Linked DNA regions of Homo sapiens: region 1 is linked to region 2. Evidence: chromatin loops called from intact Hi-C (ENCODE). Cell type or tissue: CD4-positive, alpha-beta T cell. All regions are shown on one strand. Each heading gives the region's core, and the rest is flanking DNA. Links, peaks and the distances in the headings are about the cores only.

Evidence for each region. A loop is a pair of places that touch in the nucleus more often than their neighbours do. Peaks named below come from ENCODE experiments on the same cell type or tissue, not always from the same donor. Only the 100,000 strongest peaks of a DNase experiment are listed, where the experiment ranks them.
Region 1: it touches region 2 in a loop (6-fold over the local background); 2 of 110 quality-filtered maps call a loop at or near these places.

The regions. Positions count from the first base shown.
Region 1 is chr12:75,520,594-75,533,817 of GRCh38, reverse strand. It overlaps LOC105369844 (a long non-coding RNA gene), which reads left to right. Exons shown (of 16, transcript XR_007063375.1): 13 at 971-1,024; 14 at 2,055-2,199; 15 at 8,854-8,983; 16 at 9,378-9,557. Among named protein-coding and RNA genes, the nearest start is that of KRR1, 16 kb to the right of the region's middle. RefSeq lists enhancers at 10,095-10,595, 10,596-11,096. In CD4-positive, alpha-beta T cell, for the core only: CTCF peaks have their summits at 6,281, 6,483 and 6,689 (motif pointing left); DNase peaks (open chromatin) are centred at 6,677 and 6,997.
Region 2 is chr12:76,783,609-76,796,832 of GRCh38, reverse strand. The region is part of intron 1 of ZDHHC17 (zDHHC palmitoyltransferase 17); the gene reads right to left. Among named protein-coding and RNA genes, the nearest start is that of ZDHHC17, 26 kb to the right of the region's middle. In CD4-positive, alpha-beta T cell, for the core only: CTCF peaks have their summits at 5,488 and 5,687 (motif pointing right); a DNase peak (open chromatin) is centred at 5,682.

The sequences.
Region 1 (13,224 bases), core at 1,939-9,938, 1.3 Mb after region 2:
GGATTGAACCAAACATATGCTTTTAAGTTGAGAGCTAAAGAAAGTGTAACAGTATCTGTCATAATAAATCCCAAGGAATCTTCATTGAGCTGTTTAGAGTGGTATGGAATGTGTAACCAGTTTTCATATTCTCCACCTTGTACCCTATATCCAGCTGGAGTTCAACGATAAAAACACTTTTTTAAATTTTTGGCATATCTTTAGGATCTGCTGTTTATCTTATGTTTTTATCAGCTTACTTCTGTGGGGTAGTCTCAGTGTTTGCAAGGTTACAGTGATAATTTTCTATCTAATTTTATTCCAAATAGAGTTGCTATTTGGATGGCTGGGGGCTAGAGCATGCCCTCAGATTGCCTGGTCAGAAAGGAATGCAAGTAGTTGGAAATCTTTCAGTTATTTGTTATCCAAGGTAACAATGCATTTTAGAAGGAGGAATCACTTGTTGTTGCTATTTCTAAATCTATTTATAAACTTTTATGTTCGCTGAAGGACGAGACACCCTAGAATTAGGACTGATATAGATTTAGAAAGATCAGATGGTTATTTAAGACCTTTTGAGAGCAGATAAGGCTCTCCCTAGAAGTTAAAAAAGAAGAGGTTTGACTCTTAAAGGCTATAATTTCTACCACTTAAAGGGATTATTATATAAACTGAATATTAGCATTATATTTTCTGTTAAATTACAGTCTAAACAAATGGCTTTTGATGTTAAGCTGATTGTCCTAACCAAAATATTATCTTATTATTATTCATTTTTAAACACTGGTGCATCCCAACCACTATATGTTCCCATTTTGCCAAATAAATCTTATGCTCTAAAATTATAATTATAATTAAAATTATATCTCATTGAATTTTGTTGAATTCTATATCAATAATTCCTCATCTACTTAGTCCACAAATATGTGACAAACATAAAAAATGGCAAAAACTCTTAATTTATGTGATTTTTTTCCTTTCTCTACCCTAGTACCTTTCACTGAAGACAAATTTATTGTAAAATTTCTACTGGGATTCATTGTAGGTAAGGACATTTAACTTATTAATATCATGGGACTTTTCAATGAGTTTTTCATGAACAGGCATTGTAAGATTAGCTCTTCTGGCATTAGACCTTTAGGTCATAAAATACATCAAGTTTGCTGTTTCTTTCCTCTGTCCTCCTGCCTCATTTCCACTAATAAACTTCAACCACCACATAATTATTTTAAAACTAATATTATTAAGTTTTCAAAGTGGTGACTCTTGATAAGTTATCATAGATGCTTAGACATTGCCAGTTATTGTTGGCCAACTAAGAAATTTGTCTTAGAAGAAAGCAAAGTTTAAAAAGTCAGTATTTAAGTAAAAATATATTCAAATTGAATTCTAGCAGTAATGATCTTCACTTTTCCCAGATTTTATCTAAAGGCAAATAACCTCTATGAGGGAAGGATTGCATTTGCAGGCACATATATATATGTGTGTGTGTGTACATATATATGTGTGTATATATATATATATATATATACACACATATATATACACGTGTGTGTATATACATGTATATATATGTAGGCGTATATATACACATCTGTAGGCATATATACACATGTGCATATATATACATACATATGTACATACACATATATGTATGCCTACAAATGATTGAAATTAATTAAAATACATAATACAAATATAACTAATATATATACATATACATGTATATATGTATACATTATACACACACACACACACACACACACACACACACACACAGTGTTGCCAGCATTAGCTGTCAATGGCTATGTGTCTATTCTAATTTATCAAGAGTCACCATTTCGGAAACTTAATATTAATTTTAAAGTAACAATGTAGTGGTTGAGAGTAATTAAGTAACTTGACCAAGATCACACTGCTAGTAGGTTGCAGAGCTGGGTTTCAAATGTAGACACTGGTCTCTTAATCTGACATTCACTTATTTAACAAATATTTATTAAGCATGTACTATGGGCAGGATATTGTGTGAGAGGATAAATAAACGAAGAAATTAAGACAGAATTTCCTCTTTCAAGGAAATCATTGCTAATTTCAAAAGAATGTGGAAGGGTCTCAACAGAACATTCATGGGATATCACAGAGAACCATGCTATGTATGCAAAAGAAGAGTGGTCTTTCTAATTCTCTTATGAAAAATGCCCTTTCTTCAGAAGAAATTAAGTAAGTGAAGCCTTCCAGAAATGTAGGACTGTAAAATATCTAGTTCCTTGATTCTCTTAATTCAAACTTATTTTCATTTGAAGAAATAACTTCAACTTCTATTTTAGATTCAGGAGCTACATCTACAGGTTTGTTAGCTGGGTATATTTTGTGATGCAGAGATTTGGGATATTATTGATCCCATCACCTAGGTACTGAAAATAGTACCCAGTAGTTAAGTTTTTCAACCCTTTTGCCCTCCCCTTTCTAGTAGTCTCGAGTGTCCATTGTTGCCATCTTTATGTCCATTAGTACCCAATGTTTAGCTCCTACTGTAAGTGAGAACATGTGGTATTTGGTTTTCTTTTCCTTCATTAATATGCTTGGGGTAATGGCCCCCAGCTGCATCTGTGTTGCTGCCAAGGACAAAATTTTGTTCTGTTTTATGACTGCATAGTATTCCATGGCATGTATGTACCACATTTCATTAACCTATCTACCCTTGCAACTAAAACAAAAATTGACAAGTGAGACCTAATTAAACTAAAGAGCTTCTGTACAGCAAAAGAAACTATGAACGGAGTAAACACACAACCTACAGAATGGGATAAAATGTTCATAAAGGTCTAATATCCAGAATCTATGAGGAACTTAAACAATTTAACAAGCAAAAACAAATAACCCCATTCAAAAGTGGGCAAAAGGCATGAAGAGACACTTCTCAAAAGAAGATATACAAGTGGCCAACAAACATATGAAAAAATGCTCAACATCACTAATCATCAGAGAAATGCAAATCAAGGCCACAATGAGATACTATCTCATATCAGTCAGACTGGCTATTATCATTATTATTATTATTATTATTTTGAGATGGAGTTTCACTCTTGTCACCCAGGCTGGAGTGCAATGGTGCGATCTCCACTCACTGCAACCTCTCCCTCCCAGCTCCAAGCGACTCTCCTGCCTCAGCCTCCCGAGTAGCTGGGATTACAGGTGCCCACCACCAGGCCTGGCTAATTTTTTTTGTATTTTTTTCTGTAGAGACAGGGTTTCGCCATGTTTGCCAGGCTGGTCTTGAACTCCTGGCCTCAAGTGATCTGCCTGCCTTGGCCTCCCAAAGTCCTGGGATTACAAACGTGAACCATCGCACCTGGCCTCAGCTGGCTATTATTAAAAAGTCAAAAAACAAATGATGCTGGTGAGGCTATGGAGAAAAGGGGACACTTATACACTGCTGGTGGCAATGTGAATTAGTTCAGTCACTACGGAAAGCAGTTCAGAGATTTCTCAAAGAACTTAGAACTGCCATTTGAGCCAGCAATTCCATTAGTCAAAGGAAAATAAATTGTTCTACCAAAAAGACATATGCACTCATATGTTCATCAGAGTGCTATTCACAATAGTGAAGGCATTGAATCAACCAAGGTGCCCATCAAACTCATTTTCTTTGAGTACATCAATGGCTGTGTCTTAGGAATGGTGTTAATAGACTGCATGTGGACCAGCAAAGTACCTGTACCACCAATGCTAGCACATTCCATTTTTACTTCCCTAAAAAGCTAATAAGGTAGGGGAAAAAAATCTACCCCACCAGATCAGTTTCAGTGTTAACAAAGCTAAGACTCAAAGCACAAAATGGGAAAGCCCTGCCCACACCATGAATTGTGTTTACTCATACCCAGAAACTGCTAATTAGGTTACAGATAATTAAACTGTATTACAATCTCGGGATGAACATTTTCTTTATTTTTTTCTGTTTGTTAGTTTATTGCTAATGCATTGTGGGGAACCCTTAGAAAGACTCTGATAATGCTATCACATTACCCTTCCCCAGATTAATTGCATTATCACCAACTGAAATTATCTTTTTGCTTTGGTTGTTATTCGTCTTCCCCAATTAGGATATAAGCACTATGAGATCAGGGACATTATCCATCTCACTTAGCCCTACAGATGTTCCTTAACTTATGATGGGGTTGTGTCCTGATAAACCCATCATAAGTTAGAAAATATAATCTAAATTGAAAATGTACTTAATATACCTAACCTATAGAACATCAGAACTTAGCCTAGCCTATCTTAAATGTGCTCAGACACTGATATTAGCCTGCAGCTGGGAAAAATCATCTAACACAAAGCCTATGTTATAATAAAGTGTTTGATATCTCATGCAATTTATTGAATACTGTACTGAAAGTGAAAAACATGATGGCTCTCCAATTTATGAAGGTTATGATGTAAGTCCAACCATCGTAAGTTGGAGACTGTGTGTGTATAATCCATATGTCTGATGTATAGTAAGCAATATATTTATTCAACAAATATTTGAGCATGAATGCCTGAGTGAACAAAGAAAAGATAACTGCTCTATCTTAATCAGACTTTTATAAAACTAAAATTTGTATCCTCTAAAAGGCAACTATCCTCTCAATTGTATCAAACTCTTACTGTTTTTCCCTTATTTCATTTCTCTGAAGAAATCCTCTACTTCATTTAGCAAAGAGAGAATATCAAGAGATATATGACCCTATTTTAAATGTTGATAGGTGTCTCAAATATCTATTGCTATATAAGAAACATGCCAGCACACAATGGCTTAAAAACAATCTGGACTGAACAGTTCTTTTGCTCCACATGGTATCTACTGAAGCTGAAATGTCTAAGATTGCTTCTTCACTCACATTCAGAACCTCAGTTGGGATGACTGGAATATCCGAGAGCTGGTCAGGCCTGTTTCTGTCCCTCTTTCCACATGGCTAGCTTGGGCTTTCTCATAGTGAGATGGGCTCAGGGTATTTGAACTTCTTATCCTGCATCATTCTTCCAAGATAGAGGAAGCAGAAGCTGCCAGTCTTTCTAAAGGCTGGACCTAGAATTAGCAGAGTCATAGCCACAGTATTCTCTCGATCTAAACAAGTCACAGGGCCAGGCCAGATTCAAGGGGCTCCTCACTCTCTTAGTGTGAGGAGTAACATGCATATCAACAAGGAAGGAAGCTATCAGTGGTGGCTATCTTTGGAGATTATATGCCACAATAATGAGGTGGCTCTTCTCGAACTGCCTGCCTGTCTGTCTTAGAAATGCTGTAACTCTGTCCCAGTCTGTGCCAAGCAGAGATGATGAACAAAGCAGTGTGTGAAGTAGGCTGCTATTGCACCCTCTTTGCGTCTGACTTGATGTGGCTGACATATTGACATTATTTTATTGCTTTGGTGTGGCAACAGCTCCAGCTAAGCCACCACTGCCAGACACTTGCCCATCTGTCCTAAAATATGACTAATTACCATTATAATGATTCTTCAGCTTTATTAAACTTCTGTCTTCTGCAAAATCAAATGAGATTCATGAAGACTTTTTCATTAATCATCACAGCATCCCTGCTGAGAGCTTAAAAGAGGTAGGTGTATTCTTATTTTAGAAATGAAGAAGGTGCAACAAAATGAAGCTCTAGGAAGGTTAACCAGTATCACAAAGCTGGTCTGCTAGAATGAAGGAAAGAGGCAATATGTGTGTGTGTGTGTGTGTGTGTGAGAGAGAGAGAGAGAGAGAGAGAATTTTTCTGGGAAAAAGGGAAGGAGAGTCATCAATTTTTTTCTTTTCTGTTCCAATGTTATATGGCAATCATTTAAATGTCTCAACATACTAAAAGTTTCCAGAAGCAACAAACTTCTGGTATAATCAGAGGCTATGAGCTGTGCCCTAAGAAAAATATTGCAAAGAGATTTAACGTCTATCAGAATCAAATTTGTTTTCCTTCTTTCTAGCTACGTGTCCTTGGACAAGACACTGACCCTCATGCATTGATAGGCGTAAGTTTCAAAGCTTCATTAGATAGATTAAATGAAAAGACATGTAGCACATGTGTATAATAAGTTGTTCATAATAGGTACCCAATAAATGGCAATGGTTGTTATCATAAATTTTGTGATCTTAGGAATTTTAACATGCTAGTTGAAATAAAAAAGATAAAGCCTTCTTTATTTGTACCTAGTGACTTTCAGAAATAGCAGCATTAATTAATAGTTAACTGATTGGCACAATAGGGTGACTATAGTCAATAATAACTTAACTGTACATTTTAAAACAACTTAAATAGTGTAATTGGATTGTTTGGAACTCAAAGGATAAATGCCTGAGGGAATGGATACCCCATTCTCCATGATGTGCTTATTTCATATTGCATGCCTGTATCAAAACATCTCATGTACCCCATAAATATATAAACCTATGTATAGATGTATACACATAGGTGTATATATATATATACATAGATGTATGGTGTACAGGTGTATATCACAAAAATTTAAAAAAATTTAAAAATAGCTGGTTTGTATGTTATTAACTGCAGCTGAGTTTTTACGTTAAGATCTAGCCTGTGTGAACTTGAACAAGTAAGTTAATGTCTGTGGGCATTTGTATACTCATCTGTAAGGCAACAGAGCAGATGGTCTCTAAGAATGTTTGCATCGGACATCTGAGTTGTATGGAAATAGAAAAAGCCATTATTTGTGACCATTTGCCCTCTAGTGGCAAGAACCAGGGAAAACTATTTCTACTGAGAAAAAATTTCATGTCTGTATCCCCACCAAAACCTGATATATTGATAAATTCTTAGATTTGCTTCAATATTGTGTTAGTTATGTTTGTCTGTGTAAAAATTATCCCCCAAATTAGCAACTTAAACATTTACACAGTGTCTGAGGGTCAGGAATTTGTGAGCAGCTCAGCTGGGAGCTTGCAGCTCAAGGTCTCCCAGGAGGCTGCAATTAGGTCGGGCTGCAGCCATCAGACAGCTTGACTAAACTACATGAGCTGCCTCCAAGTTCTCTCATGTGGCTGTTGACAGGTTTCAGTTCCTTACCACAGGGACCTCTCCACAGGGCTGCTCACAACACGACAGCTGGCTTTCCCCAGAATGAGTGATCCCAGAGAGACAGAGAGAGAGAAAGAGCTAGAGAGAGAATGCAACAAAGATGGAAGGCACAATGTCTTTTATAAACAAATTTCAAAAGTTATTTACTGTGGTAGAATGAACTAGCATTACATGGATTCGAGATGAATATATCTAAAAACAATATATTCCACATAAAAAGCAAGTTTCATAAGTACATGCACATTATATATATAATTTTGTATATATATAATATACCTATACATTATATGAATGTAACTAATGTAAAATAGTTATATAATAATTACATACATGTTTATTAAGTATAATGTACAATGTGTCATATAAAATATGAAAAGCCTACTTTATCTTGTTTAAAGATTGTATGTGTGTGTGTGTGTGTGTGTAGTAGCCATAAAAACAAAAATATGCATGGAACTGATAAATACTGATAAAACTAAACATAAGTGGTCACCTGGGACTTTTGATATAACTCTTCAGAAAAAGAAGCTCTTCTTCTGTTAAGAATGTACATCCTAGAATTGCTGATAGACACAGAAGGGGGACAGAGAGAAAGAGAGAGAGAACATGTCAGTGATTGAGGGAGGGCATTACTGTCTTGATGACACTGTTGAGTTCCTAGATGCAGTATCCAGGTTATGGGACTATAAATCCTCTTTTTTACATAAGTTACTTTGAGTTTCTATGACTTTCCGTCAAAGGAGTCTTGAGAAGTATAGTTCTATGCAACTATTTAATCATACTGAAATCATAATTGTAGAAGAAGGCATATGCTTATTTATTAAAGGTAAAGAGTGCTTCCATCCCCTCTACCTCCCCTGGGCAACTCTAAGAGCAGGACACTCTAGTGCTTAAAAGATCAGATTCAGGCTTCTGAGACACTCCTCTCATGTTGCTTTAAGGCAAGGCCCCCTAAACTGGTAGCCTGATCCTCTAGGGATTCTATGGAAGAGTGCTATTATGTCTATGCAAACATGTGCTCTTCTGGGGAAAGAGTCTGTATTTCATCACATAGTAAAGGGAATGGTAAACAAAAAGAGGTTAAAATCACTGTTGGATGATAAAAAGTATTATGTTAAAGCCTGCATTTACACACCTCCCAGTGTCAGGTAGCTAGACTTTTTAATTAGAGAATTTGAAATTATGAAGTAGCAATGCCACCATCTTATTAACATCATGAAATCATTTTTAAAAATATAAATGTATTAAATGTTTAAAATATTTCACTTAAAAAGTTCATTTTATTATGGGCCATCTGCAGTTACTGCCACCTAAAGGATGGGAAAGGCATATAGCTTCAACAAATGACTAAAGATTTGCTTTCCAGAAAAGTTCAAGTGTTCTTTCAGTGTTATGTTTACAAATAAAAGACTGTCGTTTGCTTTTTCTATTAGCATAAAATAATTCTCAGTAGTATCAATACATTTCACATGCCACTGATTAAATCCTGAATATTCATGCATGCAATAAAAAGCCTTCCGTTGCTATGGTGGAACCTAATACCATGGAATGTATTCCAGCTTCCTTTAGGGGGAAGAACGTTCAAACTGAAAATTATATCAAAGCTGGTCCTTATCAATGAGAACAATCACAAAGAGAAAGAGGGAAGATTGCATGTAAATTATAGGAGAGGCTAGATTCCCAATGAAAATATGAATGTTTTATTGGCTTGGGGCCTGAAGAGACTAATATTCAAGCCGTAATGAGTGTCTTTCAACCCAAAGGGTCCACTGTATGTACAAATCCCAGTGTTTTTTCAGGTCATGAGGCAACAGAATTCCACAATGATATGGTTGAGGAAAATGGAGACCTGTCCACAGAGGAGCCCAGCATCATAATGAACAGCCATCTGGAATCTTTGGCTTTGGTACCAAACTAATACTGCCCTAGGTAGGTTAAATTTAAAAAAAAAAAAAAAAAGGTGGGGGAAATAACTCTGCTTTCATGGCATGCTTGGTTAGGCACTTACTGGCCCTTTAAAGTAGAATAACAGCAACTCAGAATACCTTTAGGCCAGAGCGTCTTATCCTTGGCACTATTGATATTTTGGGTTCAATAATTCTTTCTTGTTGGGGGGCTGCAAATTCTCAGGGCCTACTATACTACTATAAAGTGAGAGTGGGGCCACCCCTCCATGTGATTCTGAGGCTGGTTAAAGTTTGAAAAACAGTAATCTAACCCAACTCTCTCATTTTACAATAAAAGAAACCAGTTGGTTAAGTCTTATCTAAGATTAAATGTCTGGTTAGAGTCAAAACAGTACATTATACCTTATTCTCCACAGAATTTGCGAAGTGTGGCCTTGGAGAAAGAGGTGGGTATCCTGCAAAGATGTTTCACCCAGGCACCAACTACATGAAACATCCTGCTGCACAGCAGAAAGCATTTCAAGACTTGCTGAATATGTTTCGTAAATCTTGTCTCTGTCCTAGATTCCCAGGGTTCTTGGGTTACATGCAGAACAATTCACTTTTATCAACACTTTATTTTTCTAAAGATAGGTTAATAATATAATAATTTTATGACTGATAATGTATAATTAGTTTACAGCTAGGGTACATTTTTTGTGTGTGCTTGACTAGATACCTATTTCATCATGAAATCACTTGGAGTTAGAAGAGGGCTTACTTTTACAGCCACAGGTATCATTACTGTTATTGAGTTGTTAGATATACTGATTTAGAATTTTAAACTTTTCCATGAAGTTGACTGGAATGAAAAGCAGCTAATGTATGTTAGAAAATAAAAATGTGGCTATGCAACCATAAAAAAGAATGAGATTACGAATTTTGAGGGAACATGGATGGAGCTGGAGGCTCCATCCTCCAGCTCCATCTGTTTTCTGTTCCTGCATTAGCAAACTAACACAGCAACAGAAAAACAAATACTGCATGTTCTCACTTGTAAGTGGGAGCTAAATAATGAGAACTCATATAAAGAAGGGAACAACAGACACTGGGGCCTACTCGAGGGTGGAGGGTGGGAGGAGAGAAGCAGCAAAAATAACTATATTGGGTACTAGGTTTAGTATCTGGGTGATGAAATAATCTGTACAACAAACCCCCGTGACAGGAGTTTATCTATATAACAAGTCAGCATATGTATCCCTGAACCTAAAATAAGATTTAAAAAAAAGAAAATAGGGAGTATAGCCAAGATGGCCGATTGGGAACAGCTCCAGTCTACAGATCCCAGCGTGAGCGATGCAGAAGACGAATGATTTCTGCATTTCCAACTGAGGTACCAGGTTCATCTCATGGGGGATTGTCAGACAGTGGGTGCAGGACAGTGGGTGCAGCGCACCAAGCATGAGCTGAAGCAGGGCGAGGCATTGCTTCACCCAGGAAGTGCAAGGGGTCAGGGAATTCCTTTTCCTGGCCAAAGAAAGGGGTGACGGACGGCACCTGGAAAATTGGGTCACTCCCACCCTAATACTGCGCTTTTCCGACAGTCTTAGCAGACGGCACACCAGGAGATTAGATCCCGAGTCTGGCTCGGAGGGTCCTACGCCCACAGAGCCTCACTCATTGCTAGCACAGCAGTCTGGAATCAAACTGCAAGGTGGCAGCAAGGCTGGGGGAGGGGTGCCCACCATTGCTGAGGCTTGAATAGGTAAACAAAGCAGCCAGGAAGCTCGAACTGGGTGGATCCCACCTCAGCTCAAGGAGGCCTGCCTGCCTCTGTAGACTCCACCTCTGGGGACGGGGCATAGCCAAACAAAAGGCAGCAGAAACCTCTGCAGACTTAAATGTCCCTGTCTGACAGCTTTGAAGAGAGTAGTGGTTCTCCCAGCACGCAGCTGGAGATCTGAGATCAGACAGACTGCCTCCTCAAGTGGGTCACTGACCCCCGAGTACCCTAACTGGGAAGCACCCCCCAGTGGGAGCAGACTGACACCCCACACGGCTGGGTACTCCTCTGAGACAAAACTTCTAGAGGAACGATCAGGCAGCAACATTTGCTGTTCACCAATATTCACTGTTCTGCAGCATCCGCTGCTGATACCCAGGCAAACAGGGTCTGGAGTGCACCTCCAGCAAACTCCAACAGACCTGCAGCTGAGGGTCCTGACTGTTAGAAGGAAAACTAACAAACAGAAAGGACATCCACACCAAAACCCCATCTGTATGTCACCATGATCAAAGACAAAAGGTAGATAAAACTGCAAAGATGGGAAAAAACAGAGCAGAAAAACTGAAAATTCTAAAAATCAGAGTGTGTCTCCTCCTCCAAAGGAATGCAGCTCCTCACCAGCAATGGAACAAAGCAGGACGGAGAATGACTTTGACAAGTTGAGAGAAGAAGGCTTCAGATGGTCAAACTTCTCTGAGCTAAAGGAGGAAGTTTGAACCCATGGCAAAGAAGTTAAAAACCTTGAAAAAAGATTAGACGAATGGCTAACTAGAATAACCAATGCAGAGAAGTCCTTAAAGGACCTGATGGAGTGGAAAACCACGGCATGAGAGCTATGTGATGAATGCACAAGCCTCAGTAGCCGATTCGATCAACTGGAAGAAAGGGTATCAGTGATGGATGATCAAATGAATGAAATGAAGTGAGAAGAGAAGTTTAGAGAAAAAATAATAAAAAGAAATGAACAAAGCCTCCAAGAAATATGGGACCATGTGAAAAGACCAAATCTACGTCTGATTGGTGTGCCTGAAAGTGACGGGGAGAATGGAACCAAGTTGGAAAACACTCTGCAGGATATTTTCCAGGAGAACTTCCCCAATCTAGCAAGGCAGGCCAACATTCAGATTCAGGAAATACAGAGAATGCCACAAAGATACTCCTCAAGAAGAGCAACTCCAAGACACATAATTGTCAGATTCACCAAAGTTGAAATGAAGGAAAAAATGTTAAGGGCAGCCAGAGAGAAAGGTACGGTTACCCACAAAGGGAAGCCCATCAGACTAACAGCTGATCTCTCAGAAGAAATTCTACAAGCCAGAAGAGAGTGGGGGCCAATATTCAACATTCTTAAAGAAAAGAGTTTTCAACCCAGAATTTCATATCCAGCCAAACTAAGCTTCATAAGTGAAGGAGAAATAAAATCCTTTACAGACAAGCAAATGCTGAGAGATTTTGTCACCAGCAGGCCTGCCTTAAAAGAGCTCCTGAAGGAAGCACTAAACATGGAAAGGAACAACTGGTACCAGCCACTGCAAAAACATGCCAAATTGTAAAGACCATCAAGGCTAGGAAGAAGCTGCATCAACTAACAAGCAAAATACCCAGCTAACATCATAATGACAGGATCAAATTCACACATAACAATATTAACCTTAAATGTAAATGGGCTAAATTCTCCAATTAAAAGACACAGACTGGCAAATTGGATAAAGAGTCAAGACCCATCAGTGTGCTGTATTCAGGAAACCCATCTCACATGCAGAAACACACATAGGCTCAAAATAAAGGGATGGAGGAAGACCTACCAAGCAAATGGAAAACAAAAAAAGGCAGGGGCTGCAATCCTAGTCTCTGATAAAACAGACATTAAACCAACAAAGATAAAAAGAGACAAAGAAGGCCATTACATAATGGTAAAGAGATCAATTCAACAAGAAGAGCTAACTATCCTAAATATATATGCACCCAATACAGGAGCACCCAGATTCATAAAGCAAGTCCTTAGAGACCTACAAAGAGACCAAACTCCCACGCAATAATAATGGGAGACTTTAACACCACACTGTCAACATTAGACAGATCAACAAGACAGAAAGTTAACAAGGATATCCAGGAACAGAACTCAGCTCTGCACCAAGTGGACCTAATAGACATCTACAGAACTCTCCACCCCAAATCAACAGAATATACATTCTTCTCAGCACCACACTACGCCTATTCCAAAACTAACCACATAGTTGGAAGTAAAGCACTCCTCAGCAAATGTAAAAGAACAGAAATTATAACAAACTGTCTCTCAGACCACAGTGCAATCAAACTAGAACTCAGGATTAAGAAACTCACTCAAAACCGCTCAACTACATGGAAACTGAACAACCTGCTCCTGAATGACTACTGGGTACATAACGAAATGAAGGCAGAAATAAAGATGTTCTTTGAAACCAACAAGAATAAAGACACAACATACCAGAATCTCTGGGACACATTTAAAGCAGTGT
Region 2 (13,224 bases), core at 1,666-9,665:
TCAGATCAACTCATTCTCTCTGACCAATTTTTCTATTATTCTAGTATGACCCACAGCTCTAACACTCTACTTTAAAACCTTCATCACATGCACTACTCTATTCCTCAGATAAACTCTAAGGCCCTAAAGGAAGGAACCTATGGATATTATTTTTCTATTATTCTCAGATATCACCTTTCCTAAACTTCTTCATGCTCTGAACTACCATTAGATGAATAAGGAATACAGCAGTGCTGATAAAAGGTAAATCTGCTTGAATAGGCCTAAAAATGTTAATATCCTTTTAAAAAGATTTTATATAAAAATCCATATATATAAAATTTAATTTACATAAAAATTTAAATGAGTTTCAAAGAATATTACATCTATTCAAAGTTTACATGCTGTAATTTTCTATTAAAAATACAAAATTTGGTATATATAGTCAATTTCCTCAATATAACATAGCACTAAAATACAATTGTTTCTTTTATATAAAAACTGAAAAACTGAGTTTGTTCAGTTCCAATAACATCTGTTGAAAATGCTGTGTTTCTGATATTTTTGACAAACATATGTGTAAATATAAATAAAAGGATAAATCATAAAAGATTTGGAAAGAAATCCTTAGAACAATATATGCTCTCTTGCCTCTGATAAACCACCTACCACTGATACTTAATCATACCAAGTTGAGAGTATTTTACTAGAGGAAAAAGCTATTTAGCTTACTCTAGCCATTCAAATTTTGTGGAAAGTTCTAAAACTAATTTGTTTGAACCATAAATTTAGAAGACTATCAATCTGAATATTTTCAATGAAAAGGAATTTAAAAGTTTTACACAAGCAAATTCTGCTTAGCATATAATCTTTCAACAAGTAAATGCTTAATTCCTTATGAAAATGCTATAGCCAATGTTAAAATACACTTTAACATTTATAATTATATACCCACATTAGAAGAAAGAAATATACATCATTCTTAAGCCAAGATTCACAATATACTGCAGATAGTTCACTAAATGATTTTTTAAGAGGTTGTTCTCAAACTCCATTAAAATAGAGTAGCTTGAGTAGGTTTAGTATTTTGAGTATACACAATGTTCTGAATAACTGACAAAGCAAGCCAATACATAAGACTTATCCATTTAATTTCTTTAAATCTTTTCTATTTAATTTCTCCACAGAATTCCAGTTTTCAATCTCTCTATGCTCTATATTCAGTGGGGTTAAGGTAAAGTAAAATACTTCTAAGCCAGTAACACTTTCTTATTTCTAAATTTTCTTTTCTGATTCTATTCTCTCCAACCACAAGGAAAATAATTTTTTTAAACTCCAACTTTGACATCTATATGGCTGTAAGATACCTGAAAAAGAATAAAAACTTGATCACATCTTTCAGGGAGAACAGAATAATATACCCAACAAAACATGTATTGAGAGCCTGCTATACATAAAGCTCTCTACAATGTACACTTGGACCCCACCCAGGATAGGGTAAGACATGTGCAACGTTAAAGAGGTTGTCAAAAAACGCAGTAATCAAGATCAACAACAACAAAAACAACAACGTTTTAATGGAATATTTTTAAAACAAAACCAATGCAACAAAACACACACACACACACACACACACCCATGAACCAAACATCAACATTTTAAAACAGAGACAGCATCAGAATCACTAACTCTTCCTTTTGCTTCAGGCTCCACTATAGCTCAGAGCATCACTGTGCATGTATACAAAATATAGCCTGTCATCCTGAAGGACTTCCAATCCAGAATGGAAAGACAAAGTAGAGAAGAAAAATAAGTCAAATATTATAAGCAAGAGCCTTCCAATAATAAGTAAAAACACAGATGAGGGCAACATAATATCCAAAAGGTAATAACATAACTTGAAAAAACTTTGAAAATGTGCTACGGCAAAATGCTATTCTTTTTTACTATGGACAAATACATTGCTTTTACATACCAATAATATTCATAGAATAAAAATAAGTCTCTTTCTGAGGATTACTATCATAAAGTTTTCAAGAAACTTTAATTTTATTTTCATGCCCAGAGACCTCATTTACTGTACATAATGATTAAATTGTATTCTCAGTTTGTTTCACTGACATTGCCAAATGCGAGCTTAAAAATGTTACTGGAAATTAGACTTTTTTTTTCCAGTAACATATTAAAATTAACCTATGTAAGTATCTGTTTTGTGCCTCCGATAAGGTTGTTTTTATTTCCTTAGTAAAAGGTATCTATTTTTTAAAATATGCCTTTAACTAAACATATCTCAAATAATTCTACAGTGGCAGAGTTATACTCACTAAAGAAAAGGTATATATGAAAATCTCCAACCTGCTTTATTACCTAACAAATTTTGTAATAAAGAACTTTATTTCTCACTTTTAAACAGACTGGATACTGGTTTATCTCTAGGACTAGTACCTTGTCAATGTGACAAATGACAACACTCTATCAAGATAATCACAACTATCAATAGGCCTAGGAGTAACAGTTCTAATTATAAAACATATTTTTAACATGTTCATATAAATAAGCATATCTAACATAGATAATAATTTTTAAGCTAAAAATTTGCTATTATATATTAAATATATTTTCAACATACAAATATTTAGTTCATTAAACTCTTTAAAATCCTGTAATTTGGCCGGGTGCAGTGGCTCACGCCTGTAATCTCAGCACTTTGGGAGGCAGAGGCAGGTGGATCACAAGGTCAGGAGGTTGAGACCATCCTGGCTAACACAGTGAAACCCCGTCTCTACTAAAAAATACAAAATTTAGCCCAGCATGGTGGCAGGCGCCTGTAGTCCCAGCTACTCGGGAGGCTGAGGCAGGAGAAAGGCATGAACCCAGGAGGTGGAGCTTGCAGTGAGCCACGATCGCGCCACTGTGCTCCAGCCTGGGCAACAGAGTGAGACTCTGTCTCAAAAAAATAAAATAAAATCCTGTAATTTTTCCTCGATGTTAATGGAAACCAAGAAGCAATTTAATTGCTATTTCTACCAAGAAAAGCAATACTAATTTAAAAATATGTATGTGTGTCATTGTAACTTTTAAGAACGCAGTAATTCCATTAGAAGCAGCTTGGTATAATAGAAAAAAATCCACGACTGAGAGGCTAATGAATAAAAGTCCGCCACTCCCCTACCTAGGGTACACCTAACAAGTCAATTAACTACTATAGGGTACAGATCTCTCCTTCGTAAAACGGGATTTGGATAAAATAAGCAAAAAGTTCCTCTGAGGTGCCTCAAGGTAAAAGTGGAAGAGCTCAGAGATTTCAAACTCCACACACTCATTCCCTTCTTTTGAGGCAGAGCCTCACTCTGTCACCCAGGCTGGAGTGCAGTGGCATGATCTCAGCTCACTGCAACCTCCGCCTCCCAGGTACAAACCATTCTCCTGCCTCAGCTTCCTGAGTAGCTGGGACTACAGGCACACACCACCACACCTGCCTAATTTTTCTATTTTTAGTAGAGACAGGGTTTCACCATGTTGGCCAGGTTGGTCTCAAACTCCTGGCCTGAAGTGATCTACCACTTCGGCCTCCCAAAGTGCTGGGATTACAGGCAGGAGCCACTGCACTCAGCCTCATTCCCGTCTTAAACAAAGCACTTCATTATTTGTTTTTAGATACTGGGTATTAAAAACTTTAAGCAAATTAAATTTAGCAGAGTTTATCTGAGCAAAGGACAACTCACGAATCTGACAACACTAATAACCAAAAGAGGTTCAGCAAGCTCAGCTTCAGAGCATGAGCAGAGGGTTTCAACAGGCTGAACTTGGAAGCAAAGCAATTACTTGATCAGCCATAGCTAGCTAGGCATTTGCCTTATTTGATCATGATCCAGTAAAAGGTCCCAAGTTAGAGGTCAGTTGGTGATTTCTAACTGATAATGTCTCTAGTTAGACTTAAGTTTGATGTCACTGTTTTCATTGAATTGGGTTTGGGTTTGCTTATGTAGGAACCCCAGGACATGCAGCTTTATACAAGATTTCTTCAATTAAAGGTTTAGCTGCTTTCTAAAAAAAAAGTTCTGAAACTTCTAGATTAGACATTCTCCAAGTTCTAAGGGGAACATAAAATGATTTCATATATTTTTTTAAAATTATAGTCACTTGGAAGATTCTTAACATTATCTAGTTGACAGTCAGAAGGTTTTTTTGTTTGTTTTAATAGTCCTGGCTTTGAAGAGAACTGGAAGGAGAGAAATTACCTCCAAAATCTGCTACTATAGGTAGCAGATAGTAGACAGGAATAGTAGACAGGAATGGGAAGAGCTGGGATAAGCTGAGCTGCGATAAACACTGCAGCAAAGAGAAATCAACATGACAAGACTCAATCTTATACAGCAGGTATAGGGCAAATACTAGTTTATATGCCAATGAGAGATGCCATAATACATGTTTATTTGCATACCTTGATGGGATTATATAACCAATCAACTATTCGCCAAGTGTCTATGTGCAAACTAGTTAACTTTTTAAAATGCTAGACCTATTGTGGTATAAGTGTAATCCGTCTTTGTCCCAGGTTCACGGCACAAGGCTCCTAAAATGCTTAAAATTTCTGAGTGATAGGACTGTTTTTTGTCATTCATTAAAGGTCCCTTTTGACTACACCAGAGTTTATGCCAATGAAGTGACCTGGAGTGGAGCCTATATAGCATAAACTCAGGAGGGGGCTGGTGACTAGAATGACCAAGTGATTAGAGAGCTGGAATTTTCAACTCTTCTTACTGACCTCCAGAAAGGAGAATGAGGTGCTGAATATTAAGTTCTATAAAACCTCCTGAAACAACATTTGACGAGTTTCTGGATTGGTGGAGACATTAAGGTTCTGAGAGGGTAGTATGCCTGGAGAGAGCATGGAAACCACACTCCCCTACTCAGACCTCCTCCCATACATCTCTTTCATCTGGCTGTTCCTGAGTTGTATCCTTTATAATAAACTGAAAAATGTAAGTAAAGTGTTTCCCTGTGTTCTGTGAGCAACTTATGCAAATTATCAAATCTGAGGAGGGAGTCATGGGAACCCAATTTATAGCCAGTCAGTCCAGAAATACTGGAGGCCTGATTTGTGACTGGCATCTGAAGTGGGGACTTCAGTCTTGTGGGACTGAGCCCTTGACTTGTTGCGTCTATGCTAATCCCAGATGTATAGTATAGTATACTAAGTATAGTGAGTTCAGGAATATTGTGAAAGAAGGGTAATGGAAGGGACTTGCCCTTCAAATTTAATTCTATTAAATTTATGGTATTTTGGGTCTCTACGGGTACTTGATTCATTTCTAAATTCTACCTAATACTAACGAACCTTCTTAAAACAAAATAAAACAAAAAGCATACGTATAAAGCTCCTTTTAAAAAAAATTATTTCACCCCAAATTACATTTGCAAAATAAAGGCATTTTGTTACAGCCATAGAAATAGGCAAAAAAAATTTGGCAACAAAGGAAAACCTGAGGTAGTGATTTCTTCTAAATTCTAGGCATATCATAAGGATCTTTAAAGGAATGCTTATTGTTCATAATAAAAAGAGGGCATAAGCATAAAAATATATAACCAAGTGAATAACAAAATGGCAAGAAAAACCAGTTTCCCCTATAAAATCATAAAATAACTTTTTAAAAATGTAATTAGTTAACATTGCCAGCAGATGGCACTATACTCAAGACAGACTCTTACAACCTACCTGAAACACCATGTTTTCTCGGCTTTTATTTTTAATTGACACAATAATTGTACATATTTATGGGATACAGAGTGATATTTCAATACAGGTATACAATGTACAATGACCAAAACAGGATAATTAGCATATCTATCACCTCAAACATTGATCATTTCTTTGTGTTGAGAACATTAAAAATCTGTGTTTGTATATTTGAAAATATACAATAAATTGTTAGTCAGTCTGTAATACTATAGAACACTAGGACTTATTCCTCCTAACTAGCTGTACTTTTATATCCCTTAACCAACCTTTAACTATCTCCTTCCTCCTCTTTCCTGCCTCTAGTAACCACTATTCTACTCCCTACTTCTGAGATTAACTTCTTTAGCTTCCATGTATGGGTGAGAACATGAGGTATTTAACTTTGTGATGAACTGTCTTTCAGGAAAGACTGAACAAAACTGATTTAGGAAAACATTTGGGAAAATATTCATCAACCTTAGCTCCCTTAAATAACAGTTTTCACTTCATTTCCTTCTAGCATTAATCCCTATCTATACATGTATTTGTAACAATATATGTATCGTATTGTATGCAGTGTATTATAATGTCTTTCCACAGACATTTGATGAATGAATATTTATTTATTTAGAGACAGAGTCTCGCTCTGTCACCCAGGCTGAAGTGCAGTGGTATGATCTTGGCTTGCTGCAACCTCCACCTCCTGGGTTCAACTGATTCTCCTGCCTCAGTCTCCAGGGTAGCTGGGACTACAGATGCGTGCCACTAAGCCCAGCTAATTTTTGTATTTTTAGTAGAGACGGGGTTTCACCATGTTGGCCAGGCTGGTCTCAAACTCCTGACCTCAAGTGATCCACCCACCTCGGCCTCCCAAAGTGATGGGATTACAGGTGTGCTCCACCGTGCCCAGCCTGATGAACATTTAAGTAAATGCCTATATGCATATGTTTCTCTCCTCTTCCTATCTCTTTAAAAAAAAGCTTCATTTTTTATAAGAGGTCTAGATTTACAAAAACAATGTCAAGAGAGTAGTTCTCATATTCCCCATGCTGTTTCCCCTATTAACAACAGCTAACAGTATGATACATTACCTTTAAAGAACCAATATTGATACACTATTATTAACTAAGCCCATACTTTGTGCAGAGTTCATTAGTTTTTGTCCAATGTTCTTTTTGTTCCAGGATCCCATCCAGGATACTACCTTACATGTCGTTATCATGGCTCCCTAGGCTACTCTTGGCTGTGACACTTCTCAGACTTCCCTTGTTTTTGATGACCTTGACAGTTTTGAGAATAACTAGTCAGGTATTTTGTAGTATGACCCTCAACTGGGATTTCTTTGACGTTTTTCTCATTACTAGACTCAAGTTATGTATTTTAAAGGGCAACTATTGTTTTTAATCTAACCTTATTTTTTTTTTCGGATTTCTTTCAACACTCCTTTACAATCTTTATTTCCCCAAATGTTTATGTATTTTTATATAGTCTATAATCATAGTACTCACACCCTTAATATTCTTTCCTTTTACATTTCTTTATGCCATTACACATAGTTTTTGTAAGTATTCCTTTCAACCACAGTTAGTCACTCTGCATATACCAATATATACCACTGCATATACCAATATATCAAAATGTTCTGAAACATTTCCCAGTTGCTGAACATTTTTAGGTTATTCTTACATGTCCTAACTGAACTGAGATTGTGTATTTTAGGCTTTCCTCTTCTCTGTCTTCCCCTAACATTCTCTTCACCATTAGACTTTAAGCTATGACAGGGTGGGAATCCTATCTTAATCATTTGTGTATGTCCAGTGCTTAGGACAGAGCCTAGCACAAATAATACTGGTCTCCTTAAATGAAATGAAAGAATAAATGGATGGATTCTTCCTCACTACTGAAAAATATTTTCTTTAACTCATTTAATATTTCTTCATTTTAACTGGGGTAAACTCCTAGAGACGGATTCTTAAAGAGTATGAATATTTTTATGGTTCTTGACATGGTATCTAAATTGTTTTGCAAAAGAATTATAATCCAAACAGCAATACATGATTAACTATTTCTCCATAAACTCACTGGCACTGGGTGTTATTTTTAAATTCTCCACTATTTAAAGAGTAAGAAAGACTTGCTGGGCACGGTGGCTCATGCCTATAATCCCAGCACTTTGGGAGGCCAAGGCAGGCGGATCACCTGAGGTCGGGAGCTTGAGACCAGCCTGACCAACATGGAGAAAACCCCGTCTCTACTAAAAATACAAAATTAGCTGGGCGTGGTGGTGCATGTCTGTAATCCCAGCCACTCGACAGGCTGAGGCAGGAGAATCGCTTGAACCCGGGAGGCAGAGGTTGCAGTGAACAGAGATCATGCCACTGCACTCCAGCCTGGACAACAAGAGCGAAACTCTGCTCAAAAAAAAAAAAAAAAAAAAAAAAAATTGCGATTCCAACTTAAATATATTTTCCTATCCTAGTTCATCTTTTGGGAATTACCTGTTCATATCTTTTGGTCATTTTATTGTACTTGACTCCTGAAATCTGCTTAATATATTTGTATTACACTTTTATATATAGATTAATCTTTTTCATACTGATCTAAAGACTTCCATGTTTAGAACTGTTCATTTATGCTTTCAATATAATTCAGAGATTATACCCTTTATAGTCACATGTATTAATCTTTTCCTTGTGCTTTTTTGGTTTTCATTTTTATATTTCAATACTGCTACAATTATTAGTGCTATTCATGAAATATTTTCAGTTCTCTTCTCAGGTACAAAGTTGAACTGTACACCCTTGGCCCTTTGAAAGATAAGTGTGTCCAAGTGATTGACCATGTGATCTTAACCAATGGAATATGAATAAAAAGGATCTGTTGCTTTCAGAGAACAAGTTTAAGAGCCAACATGCAATTCCCCAGTCTCTCTTTCCATCTGCCAAGGAGACTGGCAATCTTCTAGAGAGTAGAGATAATCACTGGATAGAAAACCTACTATCCCACCCACAATGTATGTGTAGCATAACTACTAACATTTTTTTAAGGGACAGGGTCTCACTATGTTGCCCAGGCTAGAGTACAGTGGCTATGCACAGACGTGATCATCACCACTACAGCCTGGAACTCCTGGGCTCAAGCAATCCTCCTGTCTCAGCCTCCTGAGTAGTTGGTAGTACAGGTGCACACAACCACACTCAGCTAAGCCACTGAAATTTAGGGTTGTTACTGCAGCAAAACATAGCTTATCCGGACTAATATGATTCTGAGAGTTGTTTAGTTTGGTAAGTAGTGTGTAAATGGATCTATATAAATCATTTTCATTGTATTTTGGAGCTGGTTATAACTAGTATATGGTTTTACTACTAATGTTCACAGATTTATCTTATATCCAGCCACAATGTTAAAATATCATCTCTGATTTTAGATACCTTTGAATACTGTAAGAATACCATCAACTCTCCTGCGCGCGCACACACACACAAGAGACAGAGAGAGAGAGAGAGAGAGAGAGGGAGAGACAGAGTGTGTGTTTTCACTCTATGGCCGATGGCATTGGCAAAAACATCAAATGCAATATTGGAAAAGTAAAATGAGAATACTTCCTTATTTCCTATTATTTTTCCTCCATTTTTTAATAGTCAATGTATTTAGTGTTTCTTCATCATAAAGCTGTTCAATCATCCTTATTCAAATATATTCCAGGGAATGCATAACACTGTATATGGATAAAAATGCCCACTTGATTGGGCATAAAAATGCCAACAGGCTGTTACATTATAGAATATGGCCAATTTAATATTTCATTGGAGATTCTCGATTTCATCCTGTAAAGATTATGACCAGTATTATTTTTATGTATCTCCTAGTTGATGATAATATTATGAAAGTGACCTTCACTCTTCCCCTTGACCTCCCTTCTCTACCACAGGCCAACTGTTCTTATCAGCAGCCCACACTCAAGTCGTGGTGACATTTCCATTAGGGCCCAAAAAACTAGGGCAGACATAAAACGACTCTGGAAAATTTCAAGGAAGAAGTACCTTCAAGTATTTTAAGTTGTTTTATTTTGGTTTTTTAAATGTTTGCATCAAGTGCACATGTAAATTATCTAAATGTAATTACCAAAATGTAATTTGAATGGCAAAGATACGTAACTGAAAATCCTAAGAAGTATTGTAAACTATCTCTTAGGAGAAGTGCAAAAACCCCATCTTCGACTGAGAATAAGTAAAGACATTTAGGCATCTAGTTCAGCAGGCAACGGAGATCAATCAGGGAGTTTTGAGGAAGGAAGTAACAGAATTAGATATGCAATTTTAGAAGATCATCTAAAGATTTTTTTTTCCTTTCCACCATCCCCAAAATTTATACTTCCACCTTTCCTGTGCTATTTACTAGAAGGCATTTCTAACTATCAAAATGTCCAAGCTAGAAAAATTCAGCTGGGTGCAGTGGTGCATACCTATAATCCCCACAACTCATGAGGCTGATGGGGAAGGACCACATGCGGCCAGGAGTTTGAGACCAGCCTGAGGAACATAGTGAGACTGTCTCTAAAAATAAAAATTAAAAAGGCCAGGCACAGTGACTCATGCCTGTAATCCCAGCACTTTGGGAGGCCGAGGCGGGTGGACTGCTTGAGTTCAGGAGTTCAAGACCAGTGTGACCAACATGGTAAAACCCCATCTCTACTAAAATACAAAAATTAGCCAGGCATGGTGGCAGGTGCCTGCCATCCCAGCTACTCAGGGGGCTGAGGCAGGAGATTCACTTCAACCCAGATCGTGCCACTGCACTACAGCCTGGACGACAGAGCAAGACTCTGTCTCAAAAATAAATAAAAATAAAAATAAAAAAAATTAGCCAGGCTTAATGGCACACACCTGTAATCCCAGCAACTCAGGAGGTTGTGGTGGGAGGATCACTTGAGCCTACAGTAAACTGTGATCACACCACTGCACTCCTGGGCAACAGAGCAAGATCCCATCTCTTTAAAAAAAAAAAAAGAAAGAAAGAAAAGAAAGAAAAAGAAAACTAATTCCCCCTTGATTCTTTATCCCACAGCTTCAAATATTCACCAAGTCGCAATGCTTCTTTTCTCAAAATAAATCCGTCCCTTCCTCTGTATTAATATTATCACAAATGGTCTACCCATATTACTGTCCCTATCACTCCCTTACTTAAAATCCTTAAAATCATACATATAAGGGTAAAGAGAGGACATTTCGGCAATCATACAAAATCCTTCATGAAGTGGTCCCAGTTTGCTTTTTCCAGCTTTAGTATCCACCATTCCCTTCTACACATCCTACACATTTACGTACACCAGCCATTCCAAGAAGTCATGTACTTTTAAAAACCTCAGTATCTTTGTGCTCATGTTAGCTATTCTACTTAGAAGACACATCCCATCTCAGGCTCAGGCAAACCTTTAGAAATCACAATTCAATTCACAATTCAAGAGTCACCATAGCCTTCCCTGTCCCAGGCAATTAAATGACCTATTATGTGTGCCCATGCTATGCAAATAAATTATTACAGATGACTAAGGATGGTGAACAATAATTTTTTCAAGTTTACGATGGGTTTATCAGGACATAACCACCATCATAAGTAGAAAAGTATCTGGACTCACAATGGTTCAACTTATAATTTTTAACTTTATGATGGATTTAACAGACTATTAAATGCATTTCTGACTAATGAGTTTACTGGGATGTGGTCCCATCGTAAGGTGACGAGTATGAGGGGACTTCAAAAAGTTTGCAAAAAAAATGGAATCAAAAGATTAAAAATATAAACTTCACTTCTCAACATAAGCCCCATCAAGTTCAAGACACTTTTGTAAATGATGATATCATCTAGTCCAACCCTAAAAAACTGAAGGTCCTGGCAATTTAACCAAGTTAATGCAATATTTTTCATATTATTACCTGAAAAAAATGGGTGCCCTTTAAAGATGTTTTAAGATTAGGGAACAAAAAGAAGTTAGAAGGAGCCAATTCAGAACTGTAAGGTGGAAGTCTAATGATTTCCCATTGAAACTCACAAAACTGTCCTTGTTTGATGAGAGAAATTAGCAGGAGCATTGTCATAGTAGAGAAGGACTCTCTGTTAAAGCTTTCCCAGGCATTTTTCTCTGCTAAAGCTTTGGCTAGCCTTCTCATAATAAGCAGATGTTGTCATTCTTTGGCATTCCAGAAAGTCAACGAGCAAAATGCCTTAAGCATCCAAAATTCTGTTACCACAACCTTTACTCCTGAATTTTTGCTTTTGCTTTGAGTAGACCACTGGTAGCCATTGCTTTGACTGTGCTTTGTCTTCAGGATCGTACTAGTAAAGACATGTTCATCTCCTGTTACAATTCTTCAAATAAATGCTTCAGGATCTTGATTAAAAACTCTGCTCCTGTCTGCAGCCAATATGTATGCAAGGGTTTTGGCACCCATCTCGTGGAAAGTTGGCTCAACTTTAATTTTTCAGTCAGAATTGTATAAGCTGAACCAATTGAGATGTCTATGGTGTTCGTTACTGTTTCTGCTGTTAATCTTCCACCCTGTTCAATTAGGGCATGAATAAGATGAATTTTTTCCTCACAAATTGATGTCGATGGTCTTCTGCCACCAGCTTCACCTTCAACATCATCTTATCCTTTCTTAAAACAAGTTATCCATTTATATACTGCTGATTTCTTTGGGGCATTGTCTCCATAAACTTTTCACAAAGCATCAATGATTTCACCATCTTCTACCCGAGCTTCACCATAAATTTGATGTTTGTTCTTGTTTCAATTTTAGTAGAATTCATGTTGCTCTGATAGGGGCTCTTTTCAAACTGATGTCTTATCCTCCTTAATGCCTCAAACTAGATATGGTTTAGACATGTTACAACTAGTTAAAAGTTTATTTTGGTGCAAAAAAATTTTTGAAATCCCTGTATAGTTTTTTCATAATACCCATTTTCCATGAACTTTTTGAAATCTGTATATGTTGTGTGGTGGTATATGTGCTAGTTTAGTTTAGTACTGTTGCTCTAATAAATCGCCACAAATTTAGTGGTTTAAAACAACACAAATTCATTATCTTATAGTTCTAGAGGTCAGAAGTCGAAAATCATCACTGGACTAAAGTCAAAATGTCAGTAGGGCCACACACTCTGCTCCCTCCAGAGGCTCTAGGGGAGAATCTGTTCCTTGCCTCTTCTAGCCCTCTGGCATAATCAAGGCAAACATTTTCAAATCTCTCTCCACTGTTTTTACATTGCCTTCTCCTCTGTGTATATGTTCAAATCTCCCTCCACCTCCCTCTTATATGGATATATGTGATTACATTTAGGGCTCAGCTAACCAAAATAATCCCTCCATCTCAAGATACTTAATTATTTCTGTAAAAACTCTTTTTCCTGATAAGGTAACATTTATAGGTTCCAGAGATTAGGACCTGATATCTTTGGGAAACCATTATTGTGCCTATTAAAGGATGAAAATAAAAGTGGAGAAGTGAGAAGAGATAAAATCTGTA